Linked DNA regions of Homo sapiens: all the other regions are linked to region 1. Evidence: read pairs that join two places in POLR2A ChIA-PET (ENCODE). Cell type or tissue: MCF 10A. All regions are shown on one strand.

Region 1 (5,000 bases):
GGATATCTTTATTTTACTAGCAATAGGATCTCAATAAGGTAGGAAAACTGATATGCAGGCCGACTTCTTACTAGAAATGGCAAACTTCATTGAATTAAGGATTCCAGAATCAAATTGCTGTTAGCCATGTGAACGTTACCATCTCACATTGAAACACCCGAGGCGAGGCTCCTGTTCTAGCTCCTCTTTTATATTACTTAATGTGACTTGACTAAATTTCTGTGAAGTTGAGGATAAGCAAATATTTGTACCATTTTTTATAGAAATAAATACAACTGCTGAAGATGCCCAGCGAAGAAGAAGAATATGAACTGTCCTGTGCTGAGCCCAGGCCCTTTGCACATGGCCTCCATTCTCCACCCCCGCCTAACAAGGTGCCTGTAGTCAGTTTTGTTTTAAGACAAGGACACTAAAGCCGGCCGAGGGACCCACCCAAGGCCACACAGGGAGGCGGCCTCAGGATCATGGGCAGCTCCGTCTGGTTCCTTCCCAGGCTCCGGGCCATATCATCAGCACCCTCCCCTCATCCTGCCCCGCTGCTCATCGCTCGCACGCCACAGGCGCTGCCGGCATGGGACGCATGCTGGCTTCCTGTCTGCTACTCAGTACTTGTTTTCAGATGTGACATTTTTAAGACACAACTTTTTTTTTTTTTTTTTTTTTTTGAGATGGAGTCTCGCTCTGTCGCCCAGGCTGGAGTGCAGTGGCGCGATCTCGGCTCACTGTAAGCTCCGCCTCCTGGGTTCACGCCATTCTCCTGCCTCAGCCTCCTGAGTAGCTGGGACTACAGGCGCCCGCCACCACGCCCGGCTAATTTTTTTTGTATTTTTAGTAGAGACGGGGTTTCATCGTGTTAGCCAGATCCTCTCGATCTCCTGACCTCGTGATCTGCCCGCCTCAGCCTCCCAAAGTGCTGGGATTACAGGCGTGAGCCACCGTGCCCGGCCTTTAAGATACAACTTTTTAAAGAAGTTGAACAGACTCTGATACTCCCTTAACCCCAGGTCATCCTGGCCCTCGGTGCCTATTCTTGAGGCAGCATTAGAGCGGAAGACAGATGTCAGGGAGTCGTCAGTCAGGGAGTGTCTCAGGGAGGCCTGTCCGACTTATGATCTAGAAAGGGCCAGGGCTGCCGGAGTGGGCAGGGCAGGAGAAAACAGGCGGGTGTCATGATCACCAGCGCCTGCCTCCTCTCTCACCTGGACCCCTCCGTGAGGGCAAAGGAAGCCTCGGAGCCCACCTGGAGCATCCAGATGGACAGTGGATAGAAAAGATCCGCCCCAGCACAGCCAGCAGCTGCTTCCAGATCCGCCCAGGACCCCAGGCCACTTCTGCCCATGTCAAGCTGGGAGATGGGCACAGTCAGATAGACTTGCAAAGTCACCCAACTCCCAATGTCTTACAGATGAATCAGAGCTGTGCACTGGCTGATGAGAACCACCACCTGGCCTGGGCCTGAGCGGGTAGCTGGTTCTGTCAACGCGAGGTCTGAACAGAATCTCATGAAACAATATTTAGTTAACTTGGCCTCTATCATCCTTGGGGCAATAGATTTCTGCAGGCCTTTGTTGCTTTTTGTGGTGGAACAAGTATGAAAAGTATAAAAGCATTTTTTGAACTTTTTGCAGAAAATTTCATATCCTAATATTTGCTTCCAGGCAGTCCATCCTGGCCCCTTACCCTTTGCTGCCAGAAGGCTTGTCTGTAATAGTGTCACAGGGAAAGGCTAGTTCTGTGCTAAGAAAGATGGAGCTCACGGGCCCCAGGCTGCCCATCGTGGCTTATCTTGGAATTTTCTCTGTGAAGTGGGGGGATGGTAGGGGAGTCTACTTCCATCCTAGGGCCTCCGTGGGAATTGTTCCTCAGTCATTTGCAAGAAAGAGCTGTGGCCTCCCGATGGCACGGGTGAAAAGGGCTCCCAGCGAGAAGAGGGATTTGTCAGGAACGCTAGACATTCTCCCAGCCTGGCCCAGGGACCCCCTTTGGACTTAATTTCCTTTCATCCTCTGCAGGCACAAAAGCATCACCAAGGGTCACATATTTTTTCCAGTTTGTCATCTTGGCAAGCTGAATCTGAGAACATGTTTGTTGAATTTCTATCCTCAAATCTTTCCAGGTTTGCGTCAAAGAGGAAAAGCTTACAGCATTTCCTTCCGTCTAGCTTGCTAAGCCAAATCTAACAGAGAATAATGATGCCTACCAACTGCCAGAGTTAAGGGGTACCCGCTAGCCACCCCCTCCCCCAACAAAATATGCATAATCATGCAAAGGCTGCAGGAGGCCAGCTGGAAACCCAGAAGGTCTGACTGTGGATTCTGGTCTATTGAAAGACTTGGCTTTGCTGTTTTGTTTGATAAAGGAGAGAAATTTCACTTTCCGTCCTTTAGACAGGGAGTGAGCCTGCGGTCGGCCTGAGGTATCCTGCAACTGCAAGCACTAAATAAGCTCCTGACTCATCTCTCCCCTGTGGCTGATGCAGAAGGTAGGGACAGGATGAGTTCCTTGTGCTTAATCATACAATGCCTTGGCATTTCTGTCCAGGTGCCCAGTAGCTGTCAGGCTGGGCCTGTAGGATACGATCCAAGAGAATGAATCAAAAAGTGTGGACGTGAAGATGCTGTTGTTAGCATGGCTACTGGAAATGTGGAAAGTAAGAAAGTCCACGGACCTGCCTACTTGCTCCCAAAGCCTTCCCCAGCTTAGCCTCCACATAGTCTGCCTTGGACTGGAATAGCCGCTACTGGATTTTCCCAAGGGTGTCATTATGCGGACACCTGGGTTTTGACTCACGGCTGAACTACTGCCATTACTCTCAAGTTCTGTTTTATGAAGGCACGTGCATGAGAAATGCTGATACTCCTTTAAGAAGTTCAGTGTGGTATAACTCAAGCTCCTCAGTAAGTCACAAACAGTGTAGGAAAATGACTGCAGCTGAGTGATGCCCTTTTAGTGGAGGCGTGCCTTTTTATTAACCTATAAGCATGGTGGCAACAGTAAATGGCGTGTAGCACCCATGAACCACGACCCAGGGGCAGAGACGGCACCAGGAAGGGGTCAGCCTCACTTTCCGAACTAAAGCAAAAGTGGCTGAGCACAGGTTAGTCACACCTTTTAGGGAGGTATGAAATGGCCGCAGACTCCACGAGGGCGGGACTGTGCTGCTGTGTTTTCTGGGCCTAGTGTCTGGCGCGCAGTGGGCTCTCCATCCATGTTTCTTACATGAGTCAGTAATCTCACTCGCTGTGCTCGCTTTGGATTCATGACATCAACTTCTCAGGTCAGTATGAAATAAGGCTCTTTTGGCCTGGCACGGTGGTTCACGCCTGTAATCCTAGCACTTTGGGAGGCCAAGGTGGGGGGATCACCTGAGGTCAGGAGTTCGAGACCAGCCTGGCCAACCAGGTGAAACCACGTCTCTACTAAAAATGTAAAAATTAGCCGGGCGTGGTGGCGCACACCTATAATCCCAGCTACTCTGGAGGCTGAGGCAGGAGAATCACCTGAACTTGGGAGGCAGAGGTTGCAGTGAGCCAAGATCATGCCATTGTACTCCAGGCTGGGCAATAAGAGTGAAACTCCATCTCGGGGAGGGCCGGGGGGTAGGCTCTTTCTACTTTGTGAAACATTTTGCACTAGCTGTGCCGTGAGGTCTCTTAGCAGAGTTGGCAGCACAGGTTCTGGTGGAAGTGCGGCATAAGTGATCCGCTGCACTCCCCCCCTTGCCAGACGCTCAGACACTGACATATTTCCTGGGCCCAGAGTAGCTCCCTGTTCCCCCTTCCTCCTGCTGCTGCCTGGACAGGACCCCAGGGCCAGGTTCTCACTGCCTCTTGGGCGCCTCGGGGTTGGGTCCAACAGCCACCTCAGCTATGAACCACGAAGCTGATGTGTCCAGAGCCAGAGACAGAGCTGACGCTGGTTAATCCCACACCAGCCTGGAGCCAGGGACTCGTCTTTGATTTCCGAGAAGCCGGCGTCCCCTGGGGTGTCTCCCATGACGCACCTTATCACCGTCGGGGTGATCTCCGCACAGAAGAACACGCTGAGGCTCCCCACCGCATGGGAGGCAAACATGCCCACGATGGAAAACGCGATGGAAAATTTGTCCTTGACGCTGTCACTCATCCCTGGGGGAAGGTCAGAAGAAGGTGGTGAGGGAAGAGAGGAAGCCAGGCCAGGGTGGGAGGGAGGCCTGGGGCTGCACAGCACAGCTCCTTCCCAGTGTCCAGCTTGCGGCATGGATGGGTATGCAATTCCCTCTGGGGACCAAGCAGCACCTCAAGGACTAGAAGCCCAGAGCCCCTGCAGTGGGTTTTGTGGGGCTTCTATGAGTCCCTGTGCGTCAAGCATGCTGAAGCTCATGGTGGCCTCTATTGGAATTCCTCAGCCGGGAGCCATGCCTGGTGGGAGGGCAGGCTGGCATGTCCCTGGTGCCACAGCGACATCCCTCTGCCCTGGCCTATGTTTGCTCCAGTCAGGTCTGATGTGCCCAACGTGTGGGACAGGGTAGCTGAGTCAGGGTTGATTTAAGGAAACAAAAACTCAAGCCACAGAATTTATGGGCCCAGAAGGCAAGTGTTCAACCCATCAAAGCCCTCGTAAATGGCACCGGAGACCGACCTCGCGCCAGGACAGGGTCTGGCACAGTGCACGGGCATGCTGTCAGGACCATACAGCTGGGGCTCAGCTCAGCTTCCCCAAGGCTGCATAGAGGGCAAGCACTCTCCAGGGACACGGGCGAGGGCTGGGGCAGGCCAGGCGGGTGCAGCAGCAGCTTCGAGGTGCAGGGCGGCACTGTGCTGTCCCCATGGGCTGCAGGGCAGCAAGCTTACATGAGTCAAAGGGGGACAGCGGCTTCCCCTGGCAGCACAGACAGCCGGGCCCCAGCACTCCCAGGCTTTCTCCCCCCACCCAGACAACTGTCCCTAAGACAAAGCATGTTGGCGCCGGGCCAGGGCCTGTGCTGAGCCTGGTGCCAGGGGAAGGGGCGGGGGCATGCG
Region 2 (5,000 bases), 240 kb after region 1:
CTCCCCCACTCTCCATCATCTCCTCTGCTCCCCATCATCTCCCCCGCTCCCCATCATCTCCCCCGCTCTCATCTCCCCACTCCCCATCATCTCCCCAACTCTTCATCATCTCCCCACTCCCCATCATCTACCCACTCTCCATCATCTCCCCCCTCCCCATCATCTCCCCGGCTCCCCATCATCTCCTTGGCTCCCCGTCATCTCCCCCACTCCCCATCATCTCCCCCACTCTCCATCATCTTCCCGCTCCCCATCATCTCCCCCACTCCCCATCATCTCCCCTGCTCCCCATCATCTCCCCTGCTCTCATCTCCCCACTCCCCATCATCTCCCCCACTCTTCGTCATCTCCCCACTCCCCATCATCTCCCCACTCTCCATCATCTCCCCCCTCCCCATCATCTCCCCGGCTCCCCGTCATCTCCCTGGCTCCCCGTCATCTCCCCCACTCCCCATCATCTCCCCCACTCTCCATCATCTCCCCCACTCTCCATCATCTCCCCCACTCTCCATCATCTCCCCACTCCCCATCATCTCCCCCACTCTCCATCATCTCCCCCGCTCCCCATCATCTCCCCCGCTCCCCAACATCTCCCCCACTCCCCATCATCAGCCCCACTCTCCATCACCTCCCCTGCTCCCCAACATCTCCCCCCCTCCCCATCATCTCCCCCGCTCTTCATCATCTCCCCACTCCCCATCATCTCCCCACTCTCCATCATCTCCCCCCTCCCCATCATCTCCCCGGCTCCCCGTCATCTCCCCCACTCCCCATCATCAGCCCCACTCTCCATCACCTCCCCCGCTCCCCAACATCTCCCCCACTCCCCATCATCTCCCCCACTCTCCATCATCTCCTTCCGCTCTCTCAACCACCTCTCTGCAGTGGTTCACTGCAGGCCAGCGGAGTGGAATTCATGGATGCTGAGGGAGCAAGTGTGTCTGCAGAGATTTCCTTGAGGTCAAAATACATGCTTTTAGGAGAAGTCACGTTGCTTTTGCAACCCAGTGTTTCACAATGCCACATTGCTCATTACCTTTTCAAAATCTCCCTGTATGAAGCTGTTATTTTTTTTTTCTGTCCTCTGCCACTGAGCTGTCATAGAAAGGCATTATGAGAGCTAATCCCTGTAATCCCCAGGGAATTGTCCGTTATGAAGCTCCGTCCAGGTCTATCTTGCTGTCTTTCCCTGGCTTACCCAGAGCACCTGCCTTGGTGTAATCCTCCATCGCTGCCACATGGAAGTGTTTTTTCCCTTCCTAAACAAGTTCCTCTTCTGGTATGGCTGTCAGTGGACCCTGACACAGCCTTTTGGAGCAAAGCACTTGACGGTGTCCAGAATTCACATGGTAGCACACAGGTTGCACTTCCAGGAGGCAAGGAGGTAGCTCTTGACCAGAACCCTGGAACTCTGCTCTCCCAGGTGACCTTGGGGAGCCATAGCCCATCTCGGGCATCCCTGTCTCCTCTTTAGAGAGAGAAATTGAACACAGTGATCTCTGAGGTCTAAGCAGCTCTAAACCTCTGTCTTGGACAGCTAGGACAGAATTTAAATGAGCATTTATTGTTTTTCACCCACCTAGTTCTTCTAGTTAGGTTACAGAATAAGGCAATTAAGCCAAACCTGGACCCGGGCAGTGCCAGCCTGGGGCTGCAGCTGTCTTTAGTGTGTAGCCTGGCTCTAGACCTGGCCCCCGAGCAGCTGCTTCTTGACACTTCCAAAGGACAGCGCTGTTCTGTGCCCCTCCCAAAGGTGGTCCTGCAGGACCCCAAGCCTATGTGAATTTCTCTCCATAACTCGCAGGGTGGCAGGGCACAGCACAGGACCCACACGCCACCTGGGGAAGAGGAAATAGGAAACTGACCACGGCAAAAATGAACAAGAGCCAAGGATACACCAAGCTGCATTTCCAGCCAGAGGGAACGTTTGGCCTGGGATGGGCTCTGTGGATGAGTCAGCACGGGAGCGGCAAACGCGGCCTGGCAGGCCCTGGGCCTGTTATGGAGAATGTTGAATGCCCTGGGGCGCAAATGAGAGAGAAGGATGGGGAAGAGAGAGAGGCTTGCACACCAGACAGAGGCAGAGAAAGAGGCAAGAGGCATATGGCCCTGATTTTCCCTGCCAAGAGCCTGATAGTAAGAGCTAAGGCCAGTCTTCAGGTGTGCACGTTGTTTTTTCACTAAACCCTGAGTCACTGCTGCTGCCCTCCAATACGCTGGAGGTGATCGGGCATGGGAGGAGCAGGGAGGATGGGGAGGTGCAAAGCTGATGGGCTATGGACCCTTCAGCACACCCGCACACAGCTGTCAGCAGCAGCACTCATTCCTTTCTGAGCCAGGCTGCGTTCATCAGCAACCACTGTGTCCTTTGCAGGGAAAGGAGCTGAGCCCAGGGAGCTGGCAGATGCTCTCCTCAGATTTTCACCAGCAGATCCCGTTGTCTAAGGACAAAATTACTATTTTGCCAGAGTATACGGCTTTAAAGCAGAGGGCTTTAAATACATTCCAGACAGAAAGAAGGAATTCATTTTCCCCTTCAGTACAGGATCAGCTCATCTGAGGACAAGTGTGCCCTCTCCTCCTCAGCTATGTCTGGAATTAATCTCCCAGAGTTAGACTGTTTGGTGCAAAAGAGAAATGAAAAAATGCAGTCCTAGGATGTTTAACTCAACAGGTGCGAGATTCTGAAGGGGTCTGGACATGTCTGCTCTGTGTAATTAGCAAGAAAATAGTCCAGTTTAGCAAGCATTTATTAAACAGAAACTGTGTGCCAGGCCAATTGCTGGAGCTTTCAAACTCACTAAGACTGACATGATCATATGCTTTCTGATGATTTTGGTGGTTTTCAGAAAGAAAGTGAATGTTGTAATTGCTTCGTTGAGCAACTGCTTAAATAGTCACTATAGCCTCTAAAAGAATAAAAATCATTACATTTAAATTTTATTTATTTTGTAAAAGACCAAAAATAAACCGAAGCTGTTGAGCCTTAAGTGAATGTTTCTTTACCACAAAGGATATTATTTCTCTAAGGGTAAGGAAAGAGATTGCAGATAACATGAACAGGTTGGGATTTTATATATGCATGCATGCACATACACATACAATATGCATCTCAATTTTAGAACAAAGCAATTGTCTCTTTCCAAAGAAAGAAGAGGATACTGGCATTCTCATGTGGCTTTCATTTCCCCTCCTCTTCGTCTCAATTTTAGTAAGTTATGTTAGAGTTGGTTGGACTGAATCCCCCAAAAAGGTTTTCTCAAATTCTAGTCCCGAGACCTGTGAATGTGGTCTTATTTGGAAAATAGGGTCTTTGCAGAAGTCCTTGAGTTAAGATGAGGTCAGGCTGGATTGAGGTGAGACCTAAATTAGTGACTGATGTTCTCATAAGAGCAAAGTTTGAACACAGATACACAGAGGAAAGAAAGCCACATGAAGACAAAGGGATGTTGGAGTGATGCAGCTACAAGCCAAGGAATGCCAAGCATTGCCAGCAACTGCTGGAAGCTGGGAGAGAGACCTGGAACAGATTCTTCCTTGGAGCCTCCAGAAGGAACCAACTCAGCCGACACCTTGATCTGCCTTCCAGCCTCCAGAGCTGTGAGACAATAAATTTCTGTTGCTTTAAAACTAGCTAGTCTGCGGTGCTTTGTTATGGCAGCCCTAGGGAACGAAAACAGACATTTTCACATTGACCAGGTTTATGTGACTGATCACATTCCGTTTGAGAGCTATAATTCTTATTGGCGTGTAACATATGTTGTATATTTCAATAGATTCATTGCTCACCACCTGTTTCCTTAGGTCTACAGTCTCCCTTTTCCTCCTCCCCACTCCCTTCCTCGCTCCCTCCTTTCCTCCCTCTGTCCCTTCCTTCCTTCTTCCCTTTCCTTGGCTATATGTTTGCATAATTGCTCAGCCATTCTTTGCATCTAACATATGCTTGGGTAGCTCTCCCCAGACATTCTGTCTGCTCTGAGTTAGAGTAATTTGACATGACTCCTTCGAGGCCAAGCTGTTTTTCTCTATGAGCAGTCTGAAGACTGTTTCCCTTTCTGTTGGCTTAGGGGATTGCAAAGATAAAAGGAAAGAATTCAGTCACTCTGATTTGATATATTTGTTGGTCTATCTGGACTTTCTTTCATGAAAGGAAATTTTGTTAAGTGTCCAGTACTAGGACCAGCTCTGTCTTGCCCAAGGGCAGACCCCATTCCCATGGGGAAACTGGAGGGTTCAGATCTCTTCCCTGATGCAACTACTTAGTCCTCACAGGGGATTCCCCAGCTCCTTGGTCAGAAGAGGAGTGAAAGAAAGCTCTCCTCTGAGCTTGGCCCTCAGGGTTTGGAGGGTCACCAGTAGGGCTTCTGGAGATGGGGAGCAGACTGCTGAAGACCCTGCTGTGCTGGGCTGGGACTCGGGCCCCGCTCCAGAATCTAATGCTTCTTTCCTTGGCTACTGATTTTTGAAATGTACTTTTTGTGGTTACGCTCTTCTACTTTGTTGTTGTTGGGAAATTCCTTATGACTGGAATTTTAGAATGCTTGAGCTGGAAGGTAGCTTAGAATCAATCTGATCCTATGTTATGTATGACACAGGAACCATGGAACTGGAGCCCAGAAACGCTCGGCCTTCCTTCAAGGAGAGGGTGAGGTGATGGGATTTATGAATGGTGCCCAGAGTGGAAGCATGGACCCTGCAGTGGGACTGCAGACCACGCGGCACCGTGCAGTGTGCTTGTGAGTCTGAGCCAGGCAAGTCTATTACATTTCATCAGATAAACACAGTTGTCAGAGCTAGCTGGGGATGCCACAGGCAGTGTCTGAAGCAGGGTCTGGAATCAGTTGGCGGCTTCAGCCTTTACCCTGAGATGATTCTATTTGTGTGAACTGTTTTCTTTATCCCAATAGGGCAGTCTTCATATTAACCCATTTCTCCATTAGTTTAACCTTCTCACTCTTCCCGTATATGCCATTTGGGGGAGGAATGTTTTTAAAACCTAA
Region 3 (5,000 bases), 120 kb after region 1:
CCACCCAAGCATCTTCTCAACTGTTTCCGTGTGATCACACGCACGTGTGTGCACTTGGGTGTGTGTTGATGAGAAAGAGGGTGGGGATATGGCAAGTCTTCACACACTGCCTTTCAGTATGGACACTGGAACATCAGAACAAAACTGCATCTCTAACTCAACTCAATTGTACTAAATGTAACTGAATATCCAGTTATTGAGTCACGGGAATATCATGTTTCAGGTGACTTTAAGCAAAAATAGGCATTACCGACTTGCCTTCCAATTCCATTTTTTTCTGCTCAATAATAATGAACATCTAACACTCTAAAAAACATTGTCTTGCACAACAATGGAAATATATCACTAAATTGTGCACACTTAAAAATGGCTGCAATGGGACAGGCATGGTGGCTCATGCCTGTAATCCCAGCACTTCGGGAGGCCGAGGTGGGTGGATCACTTGAGGTAAGGAGTTTGAGACCAGCCTGGCCAACATGGCAAAACCCCGTCTCTACTAAAAATACAAAAATTAGCCGGGCGTGGTGGCGCCTGTAGTCCCAGTCACTTGGGAGGCTGAGGCGGGAGAATCGCTTGAACCTGGGAGATGGAGGTTGTAGTGAGCCGAGATTGTGCCGCTGCACTCTAGCCTGGGCAACAGAGTGAGATTCCATCTCAAAACAAAAACAAAAACAAAAAACAAAACACAAAACAAAAAAGGCTGAAATGGTAAACTGTATGTAATGTATATTTTGCCACAGTAAAAAAAAAATATAACTTTCTTTCTAAAATACTTGGCATAGGACAAGACAGTGCTTCTCTGAGGCATACATAAATTAAAACCTATGCTCGAAATAATTCACATTACATTAATCACTACATGGAATTAAAGTTGCTTTGCCACACTTACCTCTGACCTACTGGGCAATCTTTGCTATGCCCAAAGGACATTTTTCAATGTCCTGCATCACTTGACTCTGCTGTCAGCCCCTTCCTTGGCTCCCTGGTAACCAGCCTGGTCTGACTCTCCACTGACCACACAGTCGGTTCCTCCCTGTCTCTCTCCACTGGTTCTTCTACCTCCACCCATTTGTTGCTCAGCTACAGAGCCCCTGGGTGAGCTCAGCTCTGGTAACCTTTAGTTGCTACCTTCATCCTGAGGACACGGGGGCCTTGCTCCTGAACTTCTGAATAACAAATCTCCTGGCAAATCAATCCTCTCAGATGCCCTAAGTCTCCATCAGCTTACCAGGTCTGAAACAGAGGTCATCATCTTCCCCTGTCAGACTCATGGGAGGAAGGGAGTGGTCGGTAGCTTCAGACTCTACAGGATTTGGAATCAGAGTAGAATGCTTGGGCTGAATCCCTTTTATCACCATTCAGAGAAAAATCCCCTCTCCAGGTATCCAGGCAAGTCCCCTGGCCCTCCTTCACCCTTCTCCCCATTCCTCAGTCATTGAGGCTGTGATTCTGCATCCTCAGTGTCTCTCCTGCCCCATGGCCATGGCCCTCATTCGGGCTCTTCTTCCTCGCCTCACTACCACAGCAGCCTCCCAGCTCCTAGCTTGGCCTTCTTTTCCTCTTTGGCCTGCTCACACTGCAGCCTGAGACATTTCTCCAAAACATGCATCTAAGGCTTATCTTTCTCAATTGAGATCCTTCAGTGGCCTGCCACTACCTTAAGGTCATGGAGGATAGGTCTGTGTGTGTTGTTCCATCCTCCTTCCTTGGCTTTGTTATTCATAATTTAGATTCCGACCCCAATCACCAACACTACCCAGAGTGCACTAGGCTCTAGCTAAGCCCTAATCACCCACACTACCCAGAGTGCACTAGGCCCCAGCCAACCCCAATCATCCACACTACACAGAGTGCACTAGGCTGCAGCCCACTCCAATCATCCACACTACCCAGAGTGCACTAGGCTCCAGCCAACCCCAATCACCTATACTACCCAGAGTACACTAGGCTCTTCTAGGATCTAAGCACCCACTGCAAATAGCAAACACCTATTCTCCCTGACCCCACAGAACTCACAGCTCAGGAGTCTCCTCTGGTGCTCACTGTCCCAGCAGGGTGTGTCTCTGCCTCTTCACTCACTAAACTCTGAGTGCGCTAGAGGGCAGGAGCACGTACTTGCCTCTATGTCCTCAACACTCAACAATGGCAAGGGTTTAGTATGTAATCAAGGAACCAACTGTCCATCCCCTGGCACCCGACAGGTCCTCACATGTTCATGGAGCAAATGAGCAAAGGAGAAAATTGTGCTTCCGGGCAGGTCATGAAAAACTAAAACTTAAACTCTTTGTAGCAGAGCCTATCTGGCAGGATGCGCTGATTTGAGAAACAGTTGTTGACAACAAACTTTCATGGCTCTGCACCATTTGAGTTATATTTCTCTCTGTGCTCTCAGCCAAGAGTCTGTCTTTTCAATAACAGCAAGTCTTGGCAAACCAGTAATGATTTTGCTTCCCACTAGATACATTTGGATGTTTTCAAGAAGCCTAATGTTTTGCTTTTTTTTTTTTTACTTGTTTTCAAGGTGACTGATTTATTTCCTCTTTTAATTTGCTTTTAAGAACATAAAACAAAACAAAGTCAGCCCAGTATTGCTCTCTTACACTCCTGAACAATTTTTTCTGGTCGACTCAGCTTTTAGCTTCAGGTCCCATCCTGTCTGTCCAGGTGTGGAAAAAAAAAAAACTCCCAGGGAGTGTAATAGGATTCCAGCCAGCAAACATGTGGTAAGAGAGGCGAATGGAGCAAGCAGGAAAGGATTTCCAGCAGGGGCCAGCAAGGGCAAGGTTGTTGACATGAGGGCAGGGTCTGGAACCCTGGGGAAAGGGAAGCTGTTAACCATTAATCTTACCCTATCACAGCATCTCTTCCCAGCTCACTTTATAGATCGGCACTGGCGCAGCAGCCACACAGCGAGGAAGGATGGAAGTCCAACAACACTAGGTACTAGTGTGGACTTGAGACTGGCACATCTAGGGGGGTAAGAGGAAGCACCCCTGGTTTCACTGCCCCCACTCCCACCCCAAGAAATCTTCAACACTGAAGGAGGCTAATGGCTAAGAATTCAAAAGCCATAGAATTCTAAAACTGGAAGTTACGTTGAAGCTCAATAGTTTTCCATTTGTTTTGTTTTCCATTCATTTTCTCCACGAGTTATCCCAGGAAGCGATCGCACAGCTACACAAAACTTGGTTTAAATCTCATCCCTTACTTTATAGAGAGGGAGACACAAGCTCAGAGAGATCTCACAATCTGTCACGGTCACCGTCAGTCAACTGTGGAGTCTGCAATCCAGCTCAGATCTCCTGATTTTCAGATCTTTTCAGTTCCCCTTTTAGAGTAGTGAACAGCTTTGTTTCAAATGAAGCACAGACACACTACTGAAATTCCAGTCTGGAAAAAACCTAGTCCGTAAGGTTTTGACGCACAGTTTAAGAACAGCCTCCCCTGTGTGGAAAAGCATCCAAATACTCTAATTTTAAAATGCCCAGATATCTCCGAGTATTTGCTACTATTTTCCTCTGATTTGGACATAGATCTACCTTCACCAAATTCAAAACACCAAAAGATATATGCACTGGAAAGCCTATCTGTACATTTAGGCAATAGCTACATGTTTTCTTGCACAGACTTCTGGACAGAAGACTGGGCAGATGGGTCTCAGTGATGCCACTGGCCGCTTATTCTTTCTCTGTCCTCACATTTCCATTTTTAATATGCAGGTGAGATGATATATCCTTACATGCCCTAGAGACATTTGCATTTTTTCCAGAGAAATGTCTATAGAAAGAAAAGTCCAGGTTTTGGCGAACATATAGGTAGAGATAGAGAGAAAGGCCTGAGTAAATTTTTATTTGAAGGACTGGCACAATTTTGAGAAAAATCAGTCTTCAGTGGCATGTTGTGGCTCCCTGCTGGATGGCTCACCCCTCCAGGCTCTGACCCATGACCAGTGGCCCTGCCTAACTGGCCACCACAGCATTCTCGCCTTCCCAGGGGTTGGAACTGCCTCACCAGATGCTTCTATTCTTACTTACCCTGCAGTGAGCCCAGAAGCTCTGACTGCTCAGAGGTGGGATAAGGGAAGACAGTGGGGTACAGAGCAAATGCCCTGTTACTTTTTGCTTAGAAATTTACTCCTTTGCTTTTCGCAGTTTGCCCGCAGGGTTAGTAATGTGTTTCCAGTGAAGAAAATGACCAATGGAGAGACCTCAATCTGCTCCGATTTCCCTGTTGTGCCCATCTGAACCTCAGTAAAATCAAAATTCCTTTGAAGCTTAAAAAAAAAAAAAGATTTGTCGGCCAGGTGCGGTGGCTCATGCCTGTAATCCTGGCACTTTGGGAGGCCGAGGCGGGCGGATCACGAGGTCAGGAGATCGAGACCAGCCTGGCCAACATAGTGAAACCCTGTCTCTACTAAAAATACAAAAAAATTAGTTGGATGTGGTGGTGGGTGCCTGTAATCCTAGCTACTTGGGAGGGTGAGGCAGGAGAATCACTTGAACCTGGGGGGCGGAGGTTGTAGCGAGCTGAGATGGCACCACTGCACACCAGCCCAGGCGACAGTGCGAGACTGTCTCAAAAAATTTAAAAAAAAAAAAAGTTTGTCAAAGGCCTTCGGTAAACTCTGACTCATTTCCTTGGTGGAAATAGCCTTGTGAGTGGAGTTGGTCCCACCAGGAGAAGGGCTTTTTGCCCTGAGAACTTGCTGCTACTGGGAAGGCCCACGTATCTGAAGATGGGGAAACCGGGTGGAGACAAAGAGACGACCGAGCACGTATTCATGCGAAACTTTCCCTTCACCCAAATGCAGAGCAAATGTTTGCTCCCCAGAAGCCCACAAGGTAGCTGAAGCCATTTCTAGTTGACATCGGCAATCTCCATTCTCTTCATTCCACACTTTGACAACTCACTCTGTGGAGCCATTTGGCTCAGTCAAATTTTTTTTTTTTTTTTTTACATATATAGCATAGTGCTGATGCTTAAAGATCCTGTTGACTGAA

Evidence for each region. Peaks named below come from ENCODE experiments on the same cell type or tissue, not always from the same donor. Only the 100,000 strongest peaks of a DNase experiment are listed, where the experiment ranks them.
Region 2: POLR2A ChIA-PET joins it to region 1 with 11 read pairs; 5 of 35 experiments call an interaction of 5 or more read pairs at or near these places.
Region 3: POLR2A ChIA-PET joins it to region 1 with 10 read pairs; 3 of 35 experiments call an interaction of 5 or more read pairs at or near these places.

Annotation. Positions count from the first base shown.
Region 1 is chr6:3,279,849-3,284,848 of GRCh38, forward strand. SLC22A23 (solute carrier family 22 member 23) reads right to left here. Exons shown (of 10, transcript NM_015482.2): 9 at 4,004-4,127. Among named protein-coding and RNA genes, the nearest start is that of PSMG4, 23 kb to the left of the region's middle. RefSeq lists a silencer at 2,247-2,541 and an enhancer at 2,670-3,597. In MCF 10A, no CTCF peak of the experiment used is centred here; a DNase peak (open chromatin) is centred at 2,503.
Region 2 is chr6:3,516,490-3,521,489 of GRCh38, forward strand. No RefSeq gene overlaps it. Among named protein-coding and RNA genes, the nearest start is that of SLC22A23, 62 kb to the left of the region's middle. In MCF 10A, no CTCF peak of the experiment used is centred here; DNase peaks (open chromatin) are centred at 1,022 and 1,992.
Region 3 is chr6:3,400,682-3,405,681 of GRCh38, forward strand. The region is part of intron 3 of SLC22A23 (solute carrier family 22 member 23); the gene reads right to left. Among named protein-coding and RNA genes, the nearest start is that of SLC22A23, 54 kb to the right of the region's middle. In MCF 10A, a CTCF peak has its summit at 2,078; DNase peaks (open chromatin) are centred at 2,150 and 2,710.